4 separate regions of the Mus musculus genome follow, and regions 2, 3 and 4 are each linked to region 1. The links are chromatin loops, found by intact Hi-C in ENCODE. Cell type or tissue: gastrocnemius. All regions are shown on one strand. Region 1 holds the start of Gm39341 (a long non-coding RNA gene). Region 2 overlaps Cib2 (calcium and integrin binding family member 2). Region 3 overlaps Dmxl2 (Dmx-like 2). Region 4 overlaps Acsbg1 (acyl-CoA synthetase bubblegum family member 1).

Region 1 (5,000 bases):
GCAAATGAACCACTCAGTGTCTCCCGATAAAACTAGAAATGTGAGGATTCTGCCCTCCACCCCCACCCCCAGATTCCTACGTCAAAAGCGGGATGACTGAGATGAAGCCTCAGTCTGAGGTATAATCACAAACAAGGAAAACAAAACGATTGGAAATATCAAGAAAAACAATTTGTAAATCTGAACCATGACAACTGTAAGGCGATGGAGCCCAGCTGCCTTCAGAGTCAGACAACTGTTGCTTGTGCAACTCAGGGCGTCCAGCCCTGGGCTCGGCTACCTTCCTGATTTTTCCTCTGCCATTGTACATCACTACAAATATGTGTGTGTGTGTGTGTGTGTGTGTGTGTGTGTGTGCGCGCGCGCGCATGCGTGCATGCTCCCATGTGTGGACACACTTGTGTGCTATTGAATGTGGATGCATGTGGAAGCTGAGGTTAAATGTGGGTGTTTTCACTGGTTGGTCTCTACCCCAGTACTGTAGCAGGATCGCTCACAGGATCCAGAACTCACTGATCTGGCTAGTCTTGCTACTCAGCTGACTCCAGGATTCCTCATCTTCTGTTTTAAAGGGCGGGGTTCACGGGCCTATGCTCCTGAACACCCAGCATCTATGTAGGTGCAAGCCATCTGTAGTCCAATCCATCTCCCCATAATTTAATATCTTTATTCACCTCAACTCACTTTTAAAACTTAAAAATGGATTTTAGTTTTATCCTAAGAAAGTTTACCTGTAAAATCACAAACTAAAGGACTTATATCTATATGCACATATGCACATACATATATTTTCTAATACATTGGAATTAATGTGAAACAAATTTTCTTTTTTTAAAGATTTATTTATTATTATATAAGTACACTGTAGTATTATTTATTATTATATAAGTACACTGCAGTATTATTATCTAGGTACACTGCAGCTGTCTTCAGACACACCAGAAGAGAGTGTCAGATCTCATTAAGGATGGTTGTGAGCCACCATGTGGTTGCTGGGATTTGAACTCAGGACCTTCGGAAGAGCAGTCAGTGCTCTTAACCACTGAGCCATCTCTCCAGCCTGAAACAAATTTTCAAATGCTTGTCTACCTCTCCTATAGTTTATTAGAGTGCTTTTGAAATCTATCAGAAAAGTTGGGGGAATGATTTTTTTAAGAATATTTTTCTATTTATTTTTTCACAATTTCATACATGTGTGCATCTCTACACGCATACACACTCACTCATACTCTCTCATACATACCCACTAACACACACACATACACACACTCATACACATTGTTGTGTCTTATAAAACAAGAAAAAGGATCCAGGGCTGTGTTTGGTGGAGGTACAGTATGGTGTGGGAAAGTGGGTGTTTCTGCTGGTCCATGCTGAGGCATCCCTGGATAGTATAGTATAGAATAGAGTTTATTTAGGGCATGGGGAGTAGAGTTGAGGGGGTAGTAGAAAGATGGAGGTGGGGAGGAGGGCAGGAGAGGGGAGGGGAGGGGAGGGGAGGGGAGGGGAGGGGAGGGGAGGAGTAGAGGCCAGCCAGGGACAGAAAGGGTAAGAGAGTAAGAAGAGCAGGAGAGTGAGGAGAGGTCAAGCAGCCCCTTTTATAGCCTGCTGTTGCCAGGTAACTAAGGGGCGGAGCCTACAAGGAACGCTAACACACACTTACATGCATATACACACATACATACACACACACACACACACACACACATGACCCAGGGAGTTCCAGTTAGTGTTGTCCACATGCAGATGGTGTGGGGACATCAACTGAGCATGGACACCCTATACTCAGTGACAAACTCCCAAAGAAAAGTGACTCCCACCCCGGCAGCCATCAACCACCAATAGTGCCTCAGATAGAATAGTGCGTCAGCTAGGGCTGAGGGCTCATGAGTCCCTCCCTCCCACATATTAGGTTTGATCTTGTACAGGTGACCACAGCTACTGTGAGTTCCTCTGACTTTTCCCTTCTTTCTACTCCCTTTTCCTTGCTGTGGGAAAACTTTAACAATAAACAAACAAACAAACAAATGTGTGTGTTACAAATTTCCACAATGACAAAATAAAGGAATGGTTGAGGGGAGGAGGAGGTGGAGATGCTCAAGTATGTTCTCATTACACAGGAATGCTGTTCAGAGGTGGAGTTAGATGCCAGAAAGGTGGGCTGGGAGTGTTAAGTTAGTAAGTACTAGAGGAAAGTGGGGAGGGAGCTTAGTATAGTGACATAAGTCTTTGGGACAAGTGTCTAGCTTGTCTAAGTGACTAGCTCTTTAGATTTTTTAGCAAATAAGCCCAGGCTCTGTAGCTAAGGATGACCTTGAAGGCTATAGATCCTCTTGCTTCTGTCGTGTATTAGGATGATAAACGTGTGCCACTCCCCACCCACTCGCATTTATGCAGTGCGGAGAAACCATACCCTGGAACTGAACCAAGGGCCTGAAGCACCCTACCAACTGAACTGTCTTTAGTCTTTGTCCTTGCTTTTAAAAAAGGTTCTTCTAGGTCTTGGGTGGGAAGGCCATTGCTTTGCACCAGCTTACAAGGAGATATCCACACAGACACCCTGTGTGGCCCAAATTCCGTTTTTCCCTTCCCCGTTTTTATTCTTCTTCCTCTTCTTCCTCTTCTTCCCCCCTCCTCATCTTTTCCTCCCTCTCCTCCTCCCCCACTTCTTATTTTCTTTTTTCAATCTTAAATACTTCACTTGAGGGTCCTTGGCCCGGAAGCCCCCGTTTTACTTCACCACGCAGAAGCATGGCTATTTTGGGTCTCTACTGACCTCTGCTGGCCATAGCCCTTTTGTGCACCAGCCACCTCACCAGCAATGCCCGCCTGCATCGGCCTGGGTGGACTCCTGCGTCCGAAGTACGCAGGGTCTCAACTGTACTCCAGAGCCTCGTCCATGGGCTTCTTTCGTGTTCTCTCGGCCCAGTCGACATGAAATGAGTGGAGTGAATCCCAGGTCAGAAAACCAGTGTCCTCCAGCTCTGGATGAACCTGGAGTTTGCAGAGCCAAAGGTTCTAGGAGGAGTAGGCGAGAGCGCCTCCATCTGGACAGAGCTGTGTCCAGAGCAGAAGGCAAAGTAGGGATTCCAGCTGCTAAGGTGGAGCTGGACCACTGAGGTCCACGTTGGAGAAACAAATCAGAGTGAAAGAGGAAGGAAGCAAAAACAGCTACCCACCTGACTTCAGCGGGAGCGACACCTGCTTTCCCACCAGGAAGGGCCTGGATAGAAGGCTATGCATGCTGTACTCCAGAGAATGGATGACTGGCTTTGTCACAAGGGCCAAGTCACAAACCTTTCCGGTCGCTTTGTCTCATGGTTCCGAGGTGCAGAAATCCTATTGGAAACCAGTTTGGGCAGAAAGGACAACATGATCCACAGATTCCAGACAGTGGTGGGTGAGATTTTCTCTATCCTCTGCCAGATGCCTGCCCCTTCATTTGCTCTGCTTTTCTTCCCATAACTGCTATGCACTTCAGCACAGGGAATGGGGAGGAGACCCAGTATATTCATATTTGTTCATATTCTCTGCCCCGCCCCTTTTCTCAAGGGAATGGACCAAGGTGCAGAGCCAGGACTTGTCCTGACGTCTTATATGCCAAAGAGCTATCTATGTTTTCTCGGGCAGTGCTGGGGAGCTCTAAATGTGGGTCACTGCCACCAGCCTGCTGTCTCCCCCTGCCCCTTTCTGCATCACTGGGCCCTGTACCTGCTCCCCAGGCTTCAGTCAGGAGCTTTGCCTTGGTACTATCTAATAGGAAACCTAAGCCAGCTGTGTAAGTCGGAGGCAGAACTCATGGGGTCACACACACGTTAAGTACACAGAAAACACTGAGAGCGGCCTGCTATTTTTCCATAAAAGTGAGTGTGGTATAACCTAGCCTCTCCTGAGGGCAAGGTGGGAGGGCAGCTCGAGCCCAGGAGGTCCAGGTCAGCCTGGGCAACCTAGAGAGAACTTTTTTCAAAATATCAATCAATCAACCAACCAATCAATCAATCAACGTTGGAAAGATGGCTGCTCTTGCAGAGAACCTGAGTCCAGTTGGTTCCCATGGTGGCTCACAACGTCTACAATTCCAGTTTCAGAGGACCTAGTCTTTCCTACACCAGGGCTGCAAGTTATATGCAGAAATACAGACAGACAGAGCACACACACACACGGTTTTTAGTGATTTCTTTTTTAAAAAAAAAATGTGCATTGGTATTTTGACTGCATGTCTGTCTGTGTTAGATCCCCTGGAACTGGAGTTACATAGCTGTGAGCTGCCATGTGGATTCTGGGAATTGAACCAGGGTCCACTGGAAAAGCCAGTGTTCTTAACCATTGAGTCATCTCTCCAGCATATGTATGTATGTATGTATGTATGTATGTATGTATGTAATATATACATATATACTTTTAAAAAGTGTTTACTACTCTTGCAAAAGACCTGGGTGAAGTTCCCAGTACCCATGTGGCAACTTAAACCACCTGTAACTCCAGTTCAAGGGGATCTGGCCCCTCTTCTAGACTTCACAGGCTCATGTACACATGTGCTATATTATATGTATACTTCTGCAGGATCATACACACAGGCACGTATTTAAAAATAAAAGGTAGAGTTAGTATTTGTTCATATCCTCTGTGGCTTGAGATAGCTTTAGATATCTGGGATTGTGGTAGGTAATTGAGAGAAACATGGAGGACAGGAGGACCTTCTCTAGAGACAGGCAGTCATATTCCTGAGGCTCCCTGTATGCCTATAAGCTGTACCTCGCTTGGCTAGTTGTGTCTGAAATTGGGGGACTTTCCTGAGCCTGGGGAAAGCATTCCAACAGAGGCAGGGGACTGGGAGAAACCACATCTCAGAACCTGTTTCCTTTTTGTGGAGTGGCTACAATAACTGAACAGAGGTCCAGTGGGCACTTCTGTAGGCTCTGAGTGAGAAAGCCAGAGCTGGATTCAGAAAAGAGTTCTTCCAGGCCTATGCATTCAATTTATAGGCAAGAAAACAGAAG
Region 2 (5,000 bases), 120 kb before region 1:
CTAGTGAGGGGCCAATAGGAGGTATCTGCTCTGTCCACGATGGGCATAACCTGGGGGGGGGGGGGAGCAGGTTCTGGTGAATCCCTGTGCTGATGACCCAACTTCCCAGGCCCTCCTTGCTTCCTAAACACAGACATGTACCAGCACCATTATCCCCACCCCCATACTTCCTCCCTATCCCCCTGCTGGGCAACTGTCACCCACCATCCTCTTTCTCTGTCTCTCTCACCCTCTCTCCCCTCCTCTTCCTCTCCTCTCACCCTGACCTGATTTTGTTCCTCTCCAGGAACACATCTCCATCAAAGGGCCTAAGGTCACAAGGGATAGAGCAGAAAGGAGAAACCCCCAAACCCCATTCTTTGTGTGAGAGAGGGTCAGAAGACACCCGCGTGGCCAAATAAAAACTGGACTCTAGGCAAGAGGACACTGAGTTTCTGTTATTTTCTGCATTGAGGAACATTGCCGCCCCCCCTTTTTTTTTTATAAAAGTCCTTGCAACAGAATTTATATTTGGCAACTGATGTGCTTTTTGGAGGAGGCAGAGGTTGACAGGGTCTCACCACATAGGCAGGCCTTGCTAGCCTCTTCCTTGGGCAGCCTGAAGCCTCCCCAGGCTCAGAATGCCACACTCAGCTAATTCATTCACCTTTAACAGATCCATTGTGTTTCTGATTACATTTACTAGACCTGAACATCTACTCCCCTCCCCCTGTACTAGGGGTGACACTGCATGCCTCTTGACATTAGCATGTGCCCCCAAAATTGTGGGGGTTGCTGCAGTAGGAGCTTCAAGCCAGGCTGAGGTTAGAAATGCGCCTAAACCACTCTCTAGCTAGTGGGGTGACCTTGGGTAAATATGAGTAACTGCAGAGAATAATTTTCAGTCAGAAACTGGAACCAGTCTATCATTTTCCACACTTGTGTGGGCTAAATAGGACAGAGTTCATAAAACTCTCTGGTGGGCTGAAGCAAAGTCAGGGAAGGACCTGAGTTCAATCCCCAGAACCTATGTTTAGAAAGAAAGGAAGGAAGGAAAGGAGGGAGGGAGGGAGGGAGGGAGGGAGGGAGGGAGGGAGGGAGGACCTACATCTCTGTCACTTCTTTCCACTGAGTCAAATAAAAAAGATGTATACTTCTGTGTCCTGTCATAACCCCGAGAACCAGAAATGACGATCATGCCACTCTAGCTGCATGAAAACAGATGTGGAACCCCATGGATGGTTTTGGAAGTTCACAGAACCCTTCCGACCACTAAGGAGGAGGAGTCCAAGTTCAAAACCAGCCTGAGCTATACAGGGGGTGACCCCGTCTCAAAAACAAAACACCAACTAATGAACCAAAAGCCGACAAAGCCCAACTCCAAAACCCCCAAACCGAAAATCGATAAATAATAAATAGACAAAGAGAGATGGGGGGAGACTGATAAGGAGAGGGAAAAGGGGGGCGGGGACAAAGCCAGAGTCCAAAGACTGAAACAGGTACTGCAAAGGTTTGAAAACAGCCAACTCTCTAGCAAGATCTTGTCTTAACCACCTGCCTCCCACGCTCCCCACCACCGTAAGAAAACACAGACAGACAGACAGACAGAAAAGACACTGACACCAGACTGAGACGAGTTGAACCCAAGTATGAGTGAGATGTAGCCTGTGATACGCAGCGTTTGGAATCATTAGGAGAAAGATGGTTTCCTCTGAAAAGTCATAAACAGACCACAGGAGTGCCTGGCTCTCGCATGGTTTTTTTTTTTTTTTTAATATATTACATTTTTAGAAGAGAAGGAATTAAATTAAATTTTCAAATCTATTTGCCAACATTTACACACAGAAAGACGTCTACACGGCGCATTTGTTTGGTGATCTTGCTGGGGCTGGGAGCAGTTATTTCTGCAGCAATGATCCAGGGATTGGCCCACTTCCTTTACTCATGGTGCAGGTTAGCCCTTGCAGGCAGTTTAAGTTTCTGACACCCCGTGTACAACAAAGATAAATAAAAAGTAATTAAAATCGATTACATACATTCTTTTAAAGGTTAAGAAAATAAATAATAATCACTTAGCAAATTCCTCAGGGTGTCAAGTGGGTACGCTTGTTTTGGCTGAAGGGAACAGGATTCCTGTCCACTTGCTCAGGAACCAAGTGTCACTGAGGACAAGTGAGCTGAAGGGTGAATCCCTTACCCACAGGAAGCATGGAAGCTGACCGAGGTATGCAGATGGGCGGTGTCTCAGTTAGGTTTTTACTGCTGTGAGCAGACACTGTGACTAAGGCTACTCTTACAAGGATAACATTTAATTGGGGCTGCCTTGCAGGTTCAGAGGTTCAGTCTATATCATCAAGGTGGGAACATGGCAGCATCTAGGCAGGCATGGGGTAAGAGGAGCTGAGACTTCTACATCTTCATCTGATGCTAGTGGAAGACTGACTTCCAGGCAGCTAGGATGAGGGTCTTATAGCCCACACCCACAGTGACACACCTCCTAATAGTGCCACTCCCTGGGCTGAGCGTATGCAAACCATAACAGGTGGGATGGAAGATCTGTACCTAGAGAGTACTGGGATCTACAGGGCTTGTAGGTAGGGGGAGCAGTTGAGCAGGGGATCCTGGTTATCTGTGATCACACTGACAGAAGAACCTCCAGCTCGAGTTTCCTCCCTGCCATCTGGTCAGTACTCAGGGTGCAGCTTACCAAGGAGACAAGCAGCTGGCAGGTAGGGAAGGAGGGGGGCAGACCAACGGAGGCAGGGCCTGGCCACGCTGGTTCTACCACTGGCCTGCTAGACATTGGTAAGTCGTCTTTGCTCCTTACCATCTCTGCACCTCATTGAGACGTGAGCAGTGGAGAGGGGCTGGCCTGACAGGGATGCAGGGGTCAGTGACGTGGGCCTCTGCTGGGAGTGACACCCAGAAACAAGGCAGGAATCTGCTCAGGCAGGGTACCCAGATACCTGGGAGGTTCCTTCACCCCTGAGGGGACCTAATGCTTGTTTTTTCTCTAGTGTGGAAATAAAAGGTCAAGGCTGTCGAGACCCAGGCACCTTTACCTAAGTGCCCTTCATTTTCCAGAGACACCCCCCAAAGGCCTGTCAGACCACCCCAACTCTTGGCCTTGTCTTGAGCCATTGTTTCCTAAGGGTAACCGTGCTGATCTCAATAGAGATTGGTACATGGCAGTGTGGGGTAGGGGGTGAAAAGGAGACACAAGACTGTGCCTTTGTCTCTGCATTTTGCCAGCCTGGGACATCCTCCTGTGTCCAGTCCTCCCACCCCTCATCACTGGTGGCCAACAGGCACCACGGCCAGGTGCCAGGCATGGGAAGAGACATCTGAATTCTTCCCCAGATGGGAGCTGGTTACTGAGTATGGTTACTGTATGGATCTACAGAGCTTTGACTGGCTTTAAGAGCGTTATAAGTGCTGGGGTGGTAAGGAACTGGATCAGAATAGAAACACCGTGAGCCTCAGAGCACACGCAGCCCAGAATCAGCATGTACAAAGCTAGGGCTAAGAGGGTTGAAAGCACACCTCAATGAAGGATTCCTATGGAATTCCTACTGATAGAGGGCTTGTCCCAAGAACTCTGGAAGGTTAGAGTCAGCACTGAAAAATCCTCACTGAGGACACATTCAGGATAGTTCCAGTGGTCAGGAACTATCACTACTATAACTATACTGAACTATACTATACTATACTATACTATATATACTATACTATACTATACTATACTATACTATACTATACTATATATACTATACTATACTATACTATACTATACTATACTATACTATATATACTATACTATACTCTACTATAGTAGTAGTGATATAACTACAGTGGAACCAGAGCCCCAGAAAGGGAGGCTCCAGAGGGTCAAACCTCACTGAGGTCATAGAGCTCCAGGGCTGTGGATATGGGAGGAAGCTCAGGCCTGAGACCCAGTCTCTGACCCCCTTAGAGGTGAAAATGGGGTAGCCTGTGTCCACCCCAGTGACAAGGTAGAATGGTAGGCTGGAAGAGGAGCACTGTCCACACAGAGCGGTCAGGGGAGTGAAAAAAAAACGCCAGCACAACTCTCTGGGGAGGCTGCACCAGGCTGTAGCCCCAGCCCGAGCATCGATCTCCAGGGAAACTGATCTTGAGACTTTGCTGGCTTTTAGTGACACCGGATAGCTTAGGTAGAGGGGGCCAGCGATGGCTGCAGGTTTCCTAGCATCCTGTAATAGCTGCTCACTGGTCAGAGACTGGCAACACTGCAATGTCTCCTGTTCAAGACCTCCGCCTTAGGTCACAAAGAGACGGGATGTTCTGGAGACCCTTTGTAAACAGCTCGGGCGTGGTGGGCATGCCTTTGGCTTTTGGACATCCCGGGAGTGACAGACACTGAAGCCAGGGGATTATTAGAGCCCCTAGCTTAAAAGATGGGGTCCCTAGAGTAGCAGGTCCCAAAAGACCCCATTCCGACCACAGTCCTAGCCCCAGAGAGATAGACAAGAAGCCATACTTACTTGAGGATGTCCTTCTTATTGAAGAAAGTGCAGTCCTGTGGAGAGAATACAGAAATGGTGTTCTCTTAGAACCCTTACAGCTATGGGGCCCCAACCAAAAGCCCCGGACCCAAAGCAGCAAAGAACCTACTGTTCCTCCCATTCCTCCCCAGAGGGGACAGCCAATTCTAGGCCCAGAAGATGCTTCCAGAAACTTTTGATCCATGGCCCCTGACTACTGGGCCCAGGACAGTGATGCATAGGTGGGGTGGGGCTGGGTGGCACTCTTGGGGTACTCAGCAAAGAGGAACATAAGTGCCACAGTAGTTTGAAGGCTAGCGGGACACATTGTGGGAGGACAGGGGGTAGCTAATAGACAATTCTCGAGACCACTGTAGAGAGAATCAACAGGGTGCCTCAGCCCACCACCAGAGGCACTGAGAGCCCCGTGTTGTGTGGGTAGGCAGTATAAAGTGGACGTCCTGAGTATCTGTGGGTAGCAGTCCCGAGTTTGGGAAC
Region 3 (5,000 bases), 240 kb before region 1:
TTCCACCATGTCACAACTTACACACAGCGGTCACTGATGGAAATTAAATATTGGTAGATAAACAAATCAGTGAGTTAATGAGGGAAAACACATTACATGTTACACAGTTCCTACTCTAAAATCTTGCTCTTAGTAACAGAAGTACATGTGAAATCATTGTATCTCCAATCCCAGACTTGTGGTTTATTTAATCATAGTCGTCCTGAAGTGCCCCTACATACTTGATGAATGAATAAATCTAGCATCACTGGCAGAGATTCAAAAGTTTATGCTTTAAGTACTAAAATAACTGATAATCAGATAAAATTATAAATTAATATTAAAATATGAAACATCTTTAAATGTCTTTATAAACAGTTGGCTGAATAGAATCTTTTCTTGATAATTAGGGTACACACATATACATTTGCCAATGCCTGCACAAATCTATTAACATTTAGTTATGTCTTTACAATAATTAACTCCAAATACCCACTGCTATATAATGTGGAACACTGCTATTTTGGGAGGAGCAGGGTTGTAACAGGGTCCCTCTATATATCCCTAACTCTCCTGGAACTCACTAAATAACCAGGCTGCCCTTGAACTCTCAAAGTTCCACTCTCTGCCTCCCAAGTGCTGCATCATCGTGCATGCATCACCATGACCCCCAGACCTTGCTAATTTATTTACAATTACCTATAAAATAATGATCTAAGCTAAAATTACAGTAACCCCACATTTGATATATCTCCAAATTAAATCATAAATACCTTCCAAGTATCTTGCCATACCAGAACCATAAACGCATTAGAAACCTCAGCATCATATCTTCGTATCCATATTCAACCAACTCCTAAGTCGGTTCCTCTTCCCTGGTTTATATGGACTCTAGCTAGTGTCTGTCTACACGTATTTAGCTCACCTCAGCACACTCCTCGCTCCCATCATATTTCCAGTGCACACCCACTATAAACCATCACACAGACTGATCACTTGGCTTCCCTACCCAACATTTTCAGTGTCCCCAAGATCTACCTCTCCATCTACATAAAAATATTCAAATCTTTTCTATGTATGTTATGGTGGGTGGTGGGGGAGGGGTAAGTTGGACTTTACCCAACAGCTGCGAAAAATCTAATTTTGAGGAATAAGAAAAGCATATGCCAACTTCTTGTCCTTCTTACTCATGATTAGTAGAGGAAGTAGCTAGGGGAATATACAAATAACAAAAAAGAAAAAAGGATAAGCACAAATGGCAGGAATTTTACAGACCATGTTACACTTAGTGTGGACAGAAATAAACACAAAGCCCAGAATCCTTATATCATGGCACTCTGAAACACAAACGGCTCTGCATTCTAAGGACTCAGAGGGCTCGAGCAGCTCCTGGTGCCAGGTCTTCCCTGGGCCACCAGGAACCAGGAGAAGCAAGGAAGGATCCTCCCCAAAACTCTGAGAAGGCCTGACCTTTGACACCCTTGACATCAAGTTAGATAGATATGTGTCCAAAACAAACAAACAACAGATTTTTTTTAATACATGAGATAAAAATTTTTAAAAATTGGAAGGAAAAATACATAAACTCACAATTACAGTTAAGATACGTTAATGTCCTTTCACTATTTGATAGAACACTTACAGTCAGTAAAGATACATAAGAACTCAATGCAGCATCCCTCAAAATAGGATCTGAGAGTTCGAGAGAGCAGTTTTCTCAAGCTTCTGAGATTCAGGAGATAAACAAATGTTCCCATGTCTGAGACAGCAGAAACCTGCAAGACGCTGGAAGGCCCCTTTCCATCTCTACTGCAGCAGTAAAAAACTACCAGGAAAGGAGACTCTGACCAGTGGGCACAGCAGAGAAGAGATCTCCCTCTCTCTCAAACATGTCCAGCTACTTGCAAGAAATGCAGAGGGAGAGGCTGGAAAGATGGCTCAGGGGCTAAGAGTAAGAGCACTGACTGCTCTTCCAGAGGCCCTGAGTTCAATTCCCAGCAACCACATGGTGGCTCACAACCATCCGTAATGGGATCCCATGTCTTCTCCTGGTGTGTCTGAAGACAGCTACAGTATATTCATATACATAAAATAAATAAATAAATCTTAAAAAAAAAAAGAAATGCAGAGAGAGCTGCACAGTTGCAGCTTTTGTGAACACCTGAGCACACACCTGTACACAAACCCACATGCACACACTACACATACATATAAAAATAAATAAAAACAAAAACTTGGGAGAATGGATAGATGCTCAGTGGTTAAGACCAACGACTACTCTTCCAGACTGTGTGTAACTCCAGTTCCAGGGGATCTGATAAGAAATACATCAAACAAAGCATCCATACACACAAAATAAAAATTGAGATTATTTAATCTCAAAACAAATTTTAATTTAGAAAATAAATTTCAAGTTAATAATCTAAGCTCTTCTCCCCATAAAGAAAGAAAACCCAGGACAAGTAAGGCCTAGGAAACTACAGATAATGGGGCCAGAGCCTGAACTGACCATCTTCTGTAAGCAGGCAAAGCTTCCAGTGGAGGGACTGGGACACCAACCCAGCTACAAAATCTGAAAACTAAAGAGAAAAAACATAGGTAAGCTGCTAGCTACAAAATGTGTTGCGGTAATGTGGCACAGAATTTGTGGGAGTGGTCCAAGCTGGTCCAGCTTGAGACCCATGCCACTAGAGGGAGCTACGGACCATGTCTGACACAGCCCAGAGGCTGGATACCCCAGAGACCTAGAATAAAACCAAATACATCCAGCAAAGTAAAGAAAGAAATAGGCAATGAAATGAATCCTAATGATATTCTGCTTACTCTAGAGCCTAGCATAATTGTAATTAGAGGCTTTATCCAGCAGAGACCCACAACCAAACATTAGGCAGAACTTGGGGAATCCTGTGGAAGAGGAGGAGGAAGGATTGAAGGAACCAAGGACACCACAAGAAAACCCACTGAATCAATAAACCTGGGCTTATAAGGACTCACAGAGATTGAACCGACCTAGGTCTTCTGAATGTATGTTACAGTTGTGTAGCTTGGTATTCTTGTGGGACTCCTAACAGTAGGAGTGGGGGCTGTCTCTGACTCTTTTACCTGCTTCTGGGACCCTTTTCTGAAATGGAAACTTAAGGGTTCTTTGGAAAGTCGGTTGGATGGTGTTTTGCTGGGGCAAACACATGAAGGAACATTTCGTTAAAGTGGACACAGGTGTGAAAGGCTAAGGCAGAATCATGAAGGAACGTTTCGCTGAAGCAGACACAGCAGAGAGGATGTTCTGCTGAAGCAAGCACATGAAAGGGTGCAAGATGAAGGATTCTTTGCTAACAACACGAATGCACTGCTCTGCCTTACACTGCATAGCTGAGATGCACTTGCCGGGATGCCATAGAGAGAAAGGCACCAAAAAACATCTGTTGGTGTACTGCAGGTTCTTGGCACTGCTGCAGACTCAAGCTGACTGGATGCATGTGCTGAGGCAAGAACTGTGCTCAGGCAAGGCACATGGAGGACACGTGATATTTGGAGGGTATAAAAAGGACTCCATGGAGTGACAGAGAGAGAGTTTAGCTTGCTGGTAGAACTAGCTGAGCAACACTCGTGAGAGAGGCACAGCTGAGAACGTCTCCTGGTTTTCCTGTTGGTCCCTCCTGTTGACTCATGCTGAGGCTGAGGCCTGCCTGTCTCTGCTAGGTCATGTCACCACTGTTGCTAACCTGACTCTACCAAACTGGACTGCTGGTGTAGTCATGAAGTGTTTATGAGTGGATGGAGCTGCTGCTGCCTGCTAACCTGTGAACTGAACTGCCAATTTCCAAACAACACAGATGGAAGTTACTCCAAAGAAACTTTCTAAACAGGTCCCCCGCCCACACCAACTCTCAACCCCCTATCCTTTCTTTTCCACTACTCTGGTTAAATGTGGGCTACAAGGAAGGTGTTTAAGAACCATCATTAAAAATAAGGTTTGAAAAAATTAAAGCTACACTTTTCCTCCTGCTGAGTTGCCTCATTCAGACTTAATATGAAGGAGGTGCCTAGTCTTTCTGAAGCTTGATATGCCATGTTTGGGTGATGTCCCTGGGAGGCCTGCCCTGTTTTGAAGAGAATTAGGGGAAACGTGGATCTGGGGGAAAGGGAACAGGGGGTGAGGGGGACTGACGACAGGGAAGAGGGGAAACTTAGGCCAGGATAAAATATATGGCAGAAGAATAAATTTAAAGAAGAAAATCCTAAAGCAAGCAAAAGTTAGGAAATAAGCCGGGTGTGGTGGCGCACGCCTTTAATCCCAGCACTCGGGAGGCAGAGGCAGGCGGATTTCTGAGTTCGAGGCCAGCCTGGTCTACAGAGTGAGTTCCTGGACAGCCAGGGCTACACCGAGAAACCCTGTCTCGAAAAAAAAACAAAAAACAAAAAAACAAAAAACAAAAACAAAAAAACAAACAAACAAAAAAGTTAGGAAATAAAGATAAAAGCAGACAAATCAATTTAAAAAAAACCAAAACAGAGAAACAAAAGGTTCAATGAAACATGGCTCCTTGAAAATACCAAGAAAATTACCCAGGAGGAATCAGTCTGGAGAATGCTTGCCTAGTGTATGCAAAGCTCTAGTTTCAATAGCCAGCAACACATAAACTGGGCAACACTCCATTTATGAAAGAAATAATTATAGCACTTAAATATTCATAAGGACAAAAGCCTTTTTAAAAACCCTCTCAATACAAACAAACAGCAATAGTTAATGAACTCACCATAAAGGCCAAATAATGCAGGCCATAAAGCAGGACTGAAACCCCTAAGCCAAGAGGAGCCACAGCGACTAAAGTAAAACTAGACCAATGGCTACTTTTCAAAATCAAAGGCTGAGAGGCCAAACCTACTCCATCTTGGAACCAAACTCCATCTAAGGAAGGAAGGAAGGAAGGAAGGAAGGAAGGGAGGGAGGGAGGGAGGGAGGGAGGGAGGGAGGGAGGGAGGGAGGGAGGGAGAGAGGGAAGGAGGGAGGAAGAAAAGGC
Region 4 (5,000 bases), 62 kb before region 1:
TTTTCTTTTTTTCCCATTCCGAGGAAGAGTCACCTCCCAGGACAAGATTCTGACAGATTTTCGTTCCTTGTAGACCCAAATATCCTGCATTTCCATAATCAGTAGCAGCGTGCTGCAAGCGAGGCACAGAGGAGCTCAAAAGTTTCACCTTCCCCCTAGCTCCAGCCAAACTGTGAACAAACCTACTACTTTTTGAGGAAAAAAAGTAGTAAGATAAAATTATATAAAATAAATTCACTAAATTTGAACTTTGACCCATTTGTGAGAGTGCTTTCCTGGTTATCTAATTCAAAAAGGTCGCTGGCCGTATTCTATGCCCAGGTCCAGCCTGATGTCAGGCCCAGAACAGAGCAAGGCAGTGCCCAGTTGTGTGAGTTCACAGAGCAGGAGCTGATGGGAACCACAGGGTTACAGAGACAGGAAACGGTAGCCCCAGATGAGAAGCTTGTAGAGAGGTCTGACAGGCAGCGCCCAGGATGGAACAGAAGCACAGGGGCTTTGGTGACGGAGGGTGAATCAGAGTGAAGAGGCTCAGGAGAGTCACACAAGACCTCCCTGAAGTGGGAAGCACCGGGTGCACGAGTTATTGAGGGGATGAGCTGGCCAGAGGTGGAATGGAGTTCAAATGATCAGGGTTTGTCTGGAACAGCAGAGGGCAGAGAAGAATCTAGAAATTCTGTGAACATGAAGAGGCAGCTCTAGCCTGGCTCATAATTCCTCTGGCACACCTCACTCCTGCCTTTCTCTGTCCGTCCCACCAACGCCTTCTATATGTGGACGTGGTTAAAACCCTTTGGAATTTCCTAAATCTAATCAAGAATGTCTGTAGCAAATCTATATAAAACATACTTAGCAATTAGGTAGGGAGGACAGGCCCTGGGATAGGCACGGCAGGGGAAAGTTCTCGCAGAGCAAGCCTGACGACCCAAGTTCAATTCCCCAGCCCGTGTGAAAAACCCACGTGTAATCCAATGGTCCCACAGGGAGATGGGCGGTAGAGGGAAGCATTGTCCAGAAGCTCTTCGGTAGTTAGCCTAGAGTACTAGAGAGGTGAAGCAAAACCAAGAAGGTGGAAGGTGGAAACTGACTCCTGAGAGCTGCCCTCAGACCTCCACACACGGGGCATGGCTCTCATGCACTGGGCCATGCACATGCAAACAAATGGTTAAAAATGTAAGATGTTTTTGAAGACAGGCTGTGCTTGGCACATGCCTTTAGTCCCAGCAGTCAATAATCCAGGGCAGGTGGGTCTCTCTCTCTGTGAGTTTGAGGCCAGCCTGGTCTATAAAGTGAGTTCCAGGACAGCCAGAGCTATACAGAGAAAAACAAAACAAAACAAAAAACCAGTTGTTATTGTTGTTTTGTTAGTGTTCGTTTGTTTTTAAATGTTGAAGATACTGCACTGAGATCAGAAAACAAAACAGGAATTGGCTCCACCACACACTGTTTTTCTTCTTTTTGTGGTTGGTGCTTGTGGTCAAACCTGGCCTATTACCATTTCTGTTCAACACTGTGAAAGAACAGGTTCTAACCTGAGTGAGAAGGCGTAGTCATGATAATGTCATATGCAGATGACATAATTTTGTCCATAGGACATTCAAAAGCACACACATGCTAGAACTTGCAGAGCGTTGGAGAGGCGGCTCAGCTCCTTGCACTCTGTGGGCAATGGCCTGGTTTCATTCCACAGAACTTCAAAAAAAATCAATAGCAGCTATGCACGTGGCACAGAACCTGTGATCCAGGCACCTAGGCGCCTGAAGCAGGACTACTATGACTTATAGGGCAGCTTGGACTACCTACAAAAACCTGTTTAATAAGTGAGCAAGCAAAGACAACAGAACAAACACAAGACTCCAAGACAACCACTCTGTGAGCTCGTTAAGATCATTTGAAGCAGGGCCTGCTGGGTAATCCCAGCTATTTGGCAACGAGGATTCAAAATTCGAGACCAGCCTAGACAACAGAGCATGACCCTGTCTCAAGTAAAAAGAACGTCTGGCCTATCCACTGGCCAGTGGTAGAAAGCTCGCCTAGCTGGCTCAAAGACCTATATTTAATCCTTAGAACAACAAAAGAGTCATTTGACCCAAGACCAAGATATAAAAAACAAGTAATTACATTTTATATCTCAGGAACGAATAGTAAAAATTTAAATGCCATTATTGACCATAGCACATGAATAAAATTCTTAAAATGAATGGATGCAAAAACCCTACACTGAAAACTAGAACACTAGTTCTGCAGAGAAAAGTCAAAGACCTAAGTAAACGGGTGGGGAGGTTGGGGGGGGGGAGAAACAGTGTACATAGGATTCGGCAGACTTAACTCTGAGGGATGTACAACCTCACAAAACTAATCTAGACTCAGCGAGATGAAAATCACCATGTAAGCCAACCTATTGCATACACCAATACAGTGAGTCTAAATTCAAACGGAAAGGCAAATGAAAGGAACTTCCAAGGTACCATGGAGGGGATGATCAGGCCACAGAATCCACAGAACCAGACACCAGCCCAGTCTAAAGCTACTCAAGGGGACACTGGTGCCTTGGGACAAAATAGTCTCAACGTTGACCGTATAGGACCACGAGAAAGGGTGTCTTTTTGGTGGGCAGCACTGCTGTGTTTTTTGAAGAAACAGGGTATCTGGAGTCTTACCTTTCACCATACCATCTAAAACAATACCTTCCTAATGCTGTGACCCTTTAATACATGTTGTAGTGACTCCTGACCATAAATTACTTCCATTGTTACTTCGTAGATGTAATTTTGTTATATAAGGTACATAGATGTAATTATGTAATAAATAATAATTTAAATACCTCATATGCAGGATATTGGGACCCCAGTGAAAGGGTGGTCCTGACCCCCAAGTTGAGAACCCACTGACCTAAAAACAGGGCCTTTCCTCTCAGGGCTGGAACTCAGGTTTCTTCATTTGTCATTATAAAAGTGAACACTAGGTGGTGGAAGAGAGCACAGTTCCCCTAGCAGCTGCCTTCTGCTCTAGAGCCTGGGTTTTACTGCCTGGCTTACTGCTTAGTACAGCCCAATCCGTGCATTTCTGAAGGACCAGAACCTCTTTCAGCTGGAACTAGGTTGAGCAGTACCTCTGGCTATGTAAGTTCCAGAAAGGAAGTGGAACTGCCACCTGGGGGCTGTTATCTCGGTGACCCTGAACTAGTTATCTAATCTCTCCGATCATCCTTGTTTATTTGTGACAGTACTTGCCCTGAGCTGATACTGATAAGAGACGTGTAGTGAAGGCTCAGGGTGCAGCGCCGATGAACCGTGTTGGAAGCAGGACTTACTTCTGCACCGATTGCTCCTCTAGTTCCCATGTGCCCCAGGACAGGGATGCTCACCTTTGAGGCGCCCGGTGATGTAGAGGAAGCCGTCAGCATCCAGGCGGCCCATGTCACCTGTGTGCAGCCAGCCTTCCGAATCAATGGCCTCACAGGTTTTGTCCTCCATGTTCAGATAACCCATGAAGATGGTGCGGCCCCACAGGCAGATCTCACCGATGCCATCTGCATCCTGATTCACCAGCTTCACCCGGCAGCCGGGTACCACCCTGCCGGAGCTGGTGATAAAAGAGAAGAGGTCAGGTAAAGTCCTGAGTCAGCTCCTGAGTCTGCAAAGTCTTCATTGGTGGTTGGGCCCCACCCCCTCAGGATTGCTTTTCCCCCCCGCCCTGCCTTTCTGGGTCCCGATCGCTCTGGGCCCCACTCGCTCTAGTCCCTGCTCAATCTGGACACCACCCATAGGTTTTTTTTTTATTTGTTTCTCAATACAGATGGTTGTGAGCCACCATGTGGTTGCTGGGATTTGAACTCATGACTTCTGGAAGAGCAGTCAGTGCTCTTAACCACTGAGCCATCTCTCCAGCCCTCAGAACTGCTTTTTAAGACTTAGAAATAATTGTATGTGTGCTCATGCATGCACACAGATACATGCAGCATCCAAAGAAGAGCACTGGGTCCCCTGGATCTAGAAATCTATGCAGTTAAAGAACAACCAAATATGGGTTCTGGGGATAGAACTAGAAACTCTGCGAGGGCAGTACACGCTATTAACTGCTTAGGTATTTCTCCAGGCCGTCTTTTTCAGATTTTGGTACTACTACATATTATTATTTTAGTATCACCACTACTACTACTATTATTGTTAGCATTATTATTTGTTTTGGTGTGTAAATATGCATGTGCACATGTTTACTTGTATGTGTGCACACAAGCGTATGCAAGTACACTCGTGTGTGTGTGTGTGTGTGTTATTCCCGAGTTTGGTGCTGCTCATGTGTGTGTGCATGTCGCTGTGGCAAAGACTGTTTCTCTAGATGCATCAGGACAAGCAAGGGGCCCAAGATGGCAGTTGAAACTTGAGGCTAGGGATTCAGTGTGAAGGGGAAAGCGAGAGGAACAAGTTCCCCAAGGCACCAAAGGGTGTCATCGAGGACATCTGAGCCCTCAGTGTGTCCCAACTTCAAGCCTTACCTGTAAAGCCGATAGTTGTAGGGGCTGGACATGAAGTGGGGGCCTGTGCTCTCGCTGAGGCCATAGCCTGCATACAGGCGGATGTTGAGGCCCAGGAAGAAGCGCTGCGTCTCTGCCGTCATCGGAGCTGCTCCGTAGAAGTTTTTCTGACACTTGGCAAAGCCCAGAGCCTGACGGACCCTGGCTAACACTAGGTAATCCGCCAGTCTGCTGGTGAAGGGCTTCAGGTCACTGTGAGAGGAGCGGGGAGGAGAATGATCCACAGGAGGAAGAACAAAGACACTCGTGAGTATGCACCCAGCATGGCCGCCCAAGCTGTCCGTTTGGATGAATTGTTGTTCATGCTAAACCCTTTGTAAACATTTTGGATATTGGCCTTGCATGTAACATGAATTTGTGCAAATGTAAGTGTGAGTGCTCCTGAATGCATGTAGATGTGTCATGAATCATGAAGTCAAACAAGCTGAGCCATTTCTCCAGACCCCTTTTTATTTATTTATTA

What was found. A loop is a pair of places that touch in the nucleus more often than their neighbours do. Peaks named below come from ENCODE experiments on the same cell type or tissue, not always from the same donor. Only the 100,000 strongest peaks of a DNase experiment are listed, where the experiment ranks them.
Region 2: it touches region 1 in a loop (3-fold over the local background); 8 of 42 quality-filtered maps call a loop at or near these places.
Region 3: it touches region 1 in a loop (14-fold over the local background); 15 of 42 quality-filtered maps call a loop at or near these places.
Region 4: it touches region 1 in a loop (11-fold over the local background); 29 of 42 quality-filtered maps call a loop at or near these places.

The regions. Positions count from the first base shown.
Region 1 is chr9:54,673,868-54,678,867 of GRCm38, forward strand. It overlaps Gm39341 (a long non-coding RNA gene), which reads right to left and starts at 3,335. Exons shown (of 3, transcript XR_870774.2): 1 at 3,180-3,335. In gastrocnemius, CTCF peaks have their summits at 2,828 (motif pointing left) and 3,033; a DNase peak (open chromatin) is centred at 2,788; H3K4me3 peaks cover 336 bases.
Region 2 is chr9:54,549,985-54,554,984 of GRCm38, forward strand. It overlaps Cib2 (calcium and integrin binding family member 2), which reads right to left. Exons shown (of 6, transcript NM_019686.6): 2 at 4,503-4,537. Among named protein-coding and RNA genes, the nearest start is that of Cib2, 7.7 kb to the right of the region's middle. In gastrocnemius, a CTCF peak has its summit at 2,577; a DNase peak (open chromatin) is centred at 2,645; H3K27ac peaks cover 488 bases.
Region 3 is chr9:54,435,783-54,440,782 of GRCm38, forward strand. The region is part of intron 13 of Dmxl2 (Dmx-like 2); the gene reads right to left. Among named protein-coding and RNA genes, the nearest start is that of Dmxl2, 63 kb to the right of the region's middle. In gastrocnemius, a CTCF peak has its summit at 2,673 (motif pointing right); a DNase peak (open chromatin) is centred at 2,670.
Region 4 is chr9:54,611,369-54,616,368 of GRCm38, forward strand. It overlaps Acsbg1 (acyl-CoA synthetase bubblegum family member 1), which reads right to left. Exons shown (of 14, transcript NM_053178.2): 10 at 4,499-4,729; 11 at 3,368-3,585. Among named protein-coding and RNA genes, the nearest start is that of Idh3a, 27 kb to the left of the region's middle. In gastrocnemius, a CTCF peak has its summit at 2,962 (motif pointing right); DNase peaks (open chromatin) are centred at 3,023 and 3,389.